2 separate regions of the Homo sapiens genome follow, and region 1 is linked to region 2. A link is an interaction called in ENCODE POLR2A ChIA-PET data of the cell type or tissue named here. Cell type or tissue: Caco-2. All regions are shown on one strand. Links, peaks and the distances in the headings refer to the core of each region. The heading gives the core; the rest is flanking DNA.

The links. Peaks named below come from ENCODE experiments on the same cell type or tissue, not always from the same donor. Only the 100,000 strongest peaks of a DNase experiment are listed, where the experiment ranks them.
Region 1: POLR2A ChIA-PET joins it to region 2 with 14 read pairs; 3 of 35 experiments call an interaction of 5 or more read pairs at or near these places.

The regions. Positions count from the first base shown.
Region 1 is chr16:15,776,368-15,779,277 of GRCh38, forward strand. MYH11 (myosin heavy chain 11) reads right to left here. Exons shown (of 41, transcript NM_002474.3): 7 at 2,413-2,476. Among named protein-coding and RNA genes, the nearest start is that of MYH11, 79 kb to the right of the region's middle. In Caco-2, for the core only: a CTCF peak has its summit at 1,630 (motif pointing right); a DNase peak (open chromatin) is centred at 1,654.
Region 2 is chr16:16,072,903-16,075,812 of GRCh38, forward strand. The region is part of intron 14 of ABCC1 (ATP binding cassette subfamily C member 1 (ABCC1 blood group)); the gene reads left to right. Among named protein-coding and RNA genes, the nearest start is that of ABCC1, 120 kb to the left of the region's middle. RefSeq lists enhancers at 1,842-2,559, 2,560-2,910. In Caco-2, for the core only: no CTCF peak of the experiment used is centred there; a DNase peak (open chromatin) is centred at 1,719.

The sequences.
Region 1 (2,910 bases), core at 301-2,800, 300 kb before region 2:
CAAAAAAAAGGGAGGGGAATAGAGTGAAAAGAAAAAGCATAAAAAGGCTCCAGGAAGAAGGTAATGGTAACGAGATGTTCCCCTAACAGCCATCACCAGCAAATCTTCTTTAAAATGAGCTGTCTTCAGACATGACAGAATACAAATAATGACACCATCTATGATCCTATGATTTATGATTCATTCCTGTGTGAAATGATTGATATAAATTGTCTCACTGAAGCCTCACAAAGTATGCTAGGAAATAAGTGCAACTATTATCGGTGTTTTCAATAAGGGGAAACTGAGGCTCAGAGAAGAGAAGTCCTTTCTCAAGATGATACAGCTAACAAGTGGCAAAGCTGTCTTCCATGCCCTCTGTTCCAAGAGTGGGGTCTGACGGGATGGAGGCGAGAGAGACCGTAAACACGCCACACTAATTAATTTCAGGAGAGCTTCTCCGCGATGCGGGGTGGCAGGAGGGAGAGCAGAGGGGAGGGCAGGTGAGGGTGGCATGGAGATCACAGGGTCCGGGGTGATGGGAGAGGGCAGCTGGGAGGCTGGGCTACTGTACTGGGTGGATTTCCACAGCACTAAGCATGATGGTGCGGGATGATGGGGCTAGATCAGCAGACCTTGTCTTCTTCAAGTCCTAAAGCCAGCTAGCAGTGCCCGGGCTACCACAGCCCATGTCCAATCTGGAAAGCAGTGATTCTCAGACTTTCTCATGGTGTACATGGGTATACACACGCACACATACACACACACACACACACACACACGCACGTATGTTTGAGCCAGAGTCTCGCTCTGTCACCCAGGCTGGAGGGCAGTGTGTGATCTTGGCTCACTGCAACCTCTGCCTCCCGGATCCAAGCAATTCTCCTGCCTCAGCCTCCTGAGTAGCTGGGACTACAGGTGCATGCCACCACGCCTGGATAATTTTTGTATTTTTAGTAGAGACAGGGTTTCACCATATTGGCCAGGTGGTCTCGAACTCCTGACCTCAAGTGGTCTGCCCGCCTCGGCCTCCCAAAGTGCTGGAATTACAGGCGTGAACCACCGTGCCTGGCTGAGATGTGTGTTTCTAAAGAGCTCCCAAGTGATGCTGATGCTGCTGGTTTGGAAACATACTTTGAGAACCACTGATCTAAAAGGAAGGCTGAGGCCAGAAGGACGGGGCTATGCCTGGGGCTCGCTCTAAACACAGGAAATGAATTGCTGAGAGGTGTGTGCAGGGCTGCAGGACAAGAGGGCCCTGGCTCTGGACTTGACCGAAGCCTGACAGCCCTCCTAGCTGCAGGATGGGAATCCTGGCTGGTTTGGGCAGATTAAAGTAGAAACGTAGAAAACATTGAGTTAACGCAATAGCCACCACCTATGAGATGCTCACTTTGGGCCCAGTACCGTACCAAGGGCTGTGCATATTATTATGCATATTATTTCATTTAACCCCTGCACCAGCTCCAGAAACTAGGTGCAATCACCCCCATTTTACCGAGGCAAAACTGAGGCCCAGAGAGCTTCAGTGATTTTCCCAAATCCCCACAGCTTAGACAAGTACAGTGGAGAGGAAGCTACTCCACAACCCACCCTCTTATCCAGGGCACATAACGTGGAAAAATGGGACCACTAGGTGCTGCTAGAGGACCTCAGGTGCAGAAAGAAGCTAAGTCAGGCCCCCAGGTCCTATACATTGCCAAGCACGTGTTCCACAGGAAGCCTGAGCCCTAGGGCCGCCTGCAAAGCTCCTGAGGCTGATCAGTCACTGAACTCTAGACCTGGTTGTTCCCCCACGTCCAGAAATTTCTAACTTGGCTCCACTTCACCGCTCAGGTTCATGAAAGAGATGCTCTACTTGTTCCTTGCGATACCAGCATTCTTCTGGGTAAACTCTGTTTTCATCAATTTCCTACCTAAGAAGTGGAGCCGATCACAGACCAACTCTCTAAGAGGACGACAGGTCCAGAATTTGGCCTCGGACAATGGCTGAATAAGGATGAAGTGAAGATCATACGATAGACACTACGTAGCCAGCCCTTACTCTGCACCTCGCATGGTGCCTAGAGCTTTATATGAGTTCATTCACTCTATTCTCACATTTCTATGAGGCAGGTACCATTCATTATCATCCCCATTTTGCTGATGAGGCACAGAGAGGTGGAGTAACCAGCCCAAGGTCACTCAGCTAAGGGACAGATCATTTGAGCATCACATGCAGCCTAGGCTGCTTGTTTAGGGTTCAAACCAGGGGTCCGGTCCACACATGTATAACCACTGCACCACAATGCCTGCTGTTAAGGGGAGATTTGTTCTGGAAGAAACCTAAGAGGCTGGAAAGATAGAGGTGGCTCTTGGACTCTCCCAGCCTCTGGGCAGGAGATTGGTAGGGGGCAGGGGTACCCATTTGGCCCAGGCTCAGGGAAAGGATACAGGTCTCAATGTTGGCTCCCACGATGTAACCCGTGACGTCGAAGTTGATGCGGATGAATTTGCCCTGCCAACAGGAAAACACAGTTCAGGCTTTGCTGCCCAACTTCAGCCGTTAACCCCATGCTGTGGGCAAGCAGGAGGCAGATGGTACAGAGGATGGGAGGTGGGGCGGGGAGATTCTTGCGAACACTCAGAACCCCACAGGTCAAGTTGTCAGGCGGAACCAACATCTGCTGAGCTGAAACCACCCCAGGCCTGACAGCAACAGAACGTGTAAAACATGTTCACAGATCAATTTCATTCGGCTTTTGCAATGACCGTAGTCCATCATGGCTATCCCTATTTAAAAAAACTTATTTATTTATTAGAGACAAGGTTTTGCTCTGTCAGCGAGGGCTGGAGTGCAGTGGTGCAATCACAGCTCACTGTAACCTTGAACTCCTGGGCTCAAGCAATCCCCTTTTCCCCATGACCTCACCCTCCCAAGCAGCTAGGACT
Region 2 (2,910 bases), core at 300-2,799:
ATGGTGTTGGGCACCTGTAATCCCAACTACTCGGGAGGCTGAGGCAGGAGAATCACTTGAACCCAGGAGGCGGAGGTTGCAGTGAGCCAAGATCGCGCCACTGCACTCCAGCCAGGGCAAAGAGTGAGACTTCATCTCAAAAAAAAAAAAAAAAATAATAATAATAAATATTAATGGCACTAAGTGCAGTGACACGTTCACTTATAAAGCCTCTGTCATGCACATGCCATTCCAAGGATGTCAATGTCCCAACTTGTCCATTACTCACCATGGTACCCCTGGAGGAGGGTGATGGAAACCCCCATTTTCCAGATGAAGAAACTGGTCTCTGAAACTTGCCTGAGATTGCACAGCTGATCAAAAGAAGAACCAGCATTCACACCCACAGCCCATCGGTAGAGTCCATGCTCTTCCTGGCCATAGGGTGTTGCCTCACTGAGATTTACTGAGCACCTACTATGTGCCAAGCATTGTGAGAAGTGCTCTGTGTGCACTGCCTCATAGACACCCCATCACAGCCCTCTGAAGTTGATTGCATGATTGTCAGCCTTATTTTACAGATGAAAAAGTGAGGCACAGGCTGGGTGCAGTGGCTCCTACCTATAATCCTAGTACTTTGGGAGGCCAAGGCTGGAGGATTGCTTGAGGCCAGGAGTTTGAGACCACCTTGGGTAATGTAGTGAGACCTCGTCTCTACAAAAATTAAATTCACCAGGCATGGTGGTGCACCTGTAGTCCTAGTTACTTGAGAGGCTGAGGCAGGAGGATTGGCTGAGCCCGGGAGTTCAAGGCTATAGTGAGCTATGATCATGCCACTGTACTCCAGCCTGGGTGTCAGAGTGAGACCCTGTCTCAAAAAACAAACAAACAAAGGCACAGAGAAGTTAACTAACTTGCCTGTGGCTACCCAGGTACGAAGTGGTAGCCCCAGGATTCAAACCCATACAGTCTGGCTCCAGAGTCCAATGTCAGAAGATTGAATGTGTGTAAACGTCGGTTATACCGCGTGAGCTGTGTCTGGCACCTCGCAGGCGCTCAGGTATCTTTAGTGGCACCTAAAACGTTTGACACGTTTGACACAGCACCTGGTGCATAGAAGATGATAAACAGATCCTGGGAGTTGTCACTTCTCTGGTCTGAGCGAGATGGTCTCAGCATCTTCAGCTCAGCCCCCTGGTGTGGGGTTTTTTATCCTGGGCGCTACTGACATCTGGAGACACATTGTTCTTTGTGGTTGGGGACTGTCCTGTGCACTGTGGGATGTTGAGCAGCAACCCTGGACTCTACCCATTAGATACAGTAGTATCCATCCCAATTTTGGCAACCAAAAATGGCTCCAGACATTGCCAGATGTGCCTTGAGGGACACAGTTACCTCCAGTTGAGAACCGTGGCCCAAGTGGATGCTGGACTCTTCCTCCCAACACTCCTGGGCTGTGGTCATCTGGTTTCTGCTGTCCCAGTGTCCCACATCCCCTCACATCATAAGGCAATGATTCCATCTACTCTGGGGTCAAATTTCTCTGCTAACCACAGGCTGAAATTTGAGGTGGCCGGCGGTGGGTGGGGGGTGGTTTCTTGGTACTGAAGTTGTTCACAGCTCAATGCAAGCATCAGGAAACCCCTAGGCCCCTGGGTGCCGCCCGCACCCCAGCCCCTCCTTCCTGCCCTAATAGTGGCCTCCTAGGTGGTTGGACTTCCTGGAATGTTTAGCACGCTCTAGCCAGTGGGGGCCCCCTTGGCTGCTCCCAGCTCCCAAGCTAACCGTTCTCTGCAACCTCTCTGTCTCCAGTGGCTTTTCTTAAATTCCTTAAATAGCAACTCCCAGTTTCCTCATTCCACGTCCACTCGTAGAAGAGCTGAGGGAGAAAGTTAATCTAGGTTAACCAGCACCTTCCTCTCTCTCTAGGTTTTTTGTTTTTTTGATGCATGGAGGAAGTTATTTCTTCATTTGACAACTTAAACAAAAAATACTCCTGTATTATCTCCAGATGGTCTTAAGGTGGCTCATAATTCAGAGAGCTGCTTTTCTGTTTTTTCTTTTTCTTTTTTTTTTTTTTTTTGAGACAGAGTTTCACTCTGTTGCCCAGGCTGGAGTGCAATGGCACGATCTTGGCTCTCTGCGACCTCTGCCTTGGTTTCAAGCGATTCTCATGTCTCAGACTCCCGAGTAGCTGGGACTACAGGCATGCGCTACCACACCTGGCTAATGTTTGTATTTTTAGTAGAGATGGGGTTTCACCACGTTGGCCAGGCTGGTCTCGAACTCCTGACATCAGGTGATCTGCCCGCCTCGGTCTCCCGAAGTGTTGGGATTACAGGCATGAGCCCCTGCGACTGGCCTGCTTTTGTTTTAAGTGAGAGACATGAAGTAAAAGGAAAATAACAGGAAGAAGAGTAAAAGAAGACAGAGGTGCTAGGAGCTTTAGAAGTGTGGAGCTGGCCGGGCATGGTGTCTCATGCCTGTAATCCCGGCACTTTGGAAGGCCGAGGCAAGCAGATCACTTGAGGCCAAGAGTTCGAGACCAGGCTGAGCAACATGTCAAGACCCCACCTCTACAAAAAATACAAAAAAAAAATTAGCTGGGTGTGATGGTGCACATCCTGTAGTCCCAGTTGCTCAGGAGGCTGAAGTGGGAGAATCGCCTGCGCCTGGGAGATGGAGGTTGCAGTAGGCCGAGATCGCACCACTGCGCTCCAGCCTGGGTGCAGAAGCCAGATCCTGTCTCAGGAGAAGACAGAAACATGGAACCAGTTAACGTGGGCTTTGTCTCCGACACTCTCCCCTTCCCTGTGCCCTCGTACCACACTTCCTGTTCCGTATCCTCTTTTTTTGAGTTTATCGTGATGGATGTTTTAGAAAGATCCACCTGCTGTGATGTGCTGTGTGTAGAGTGGTGTGGCTGGGGGA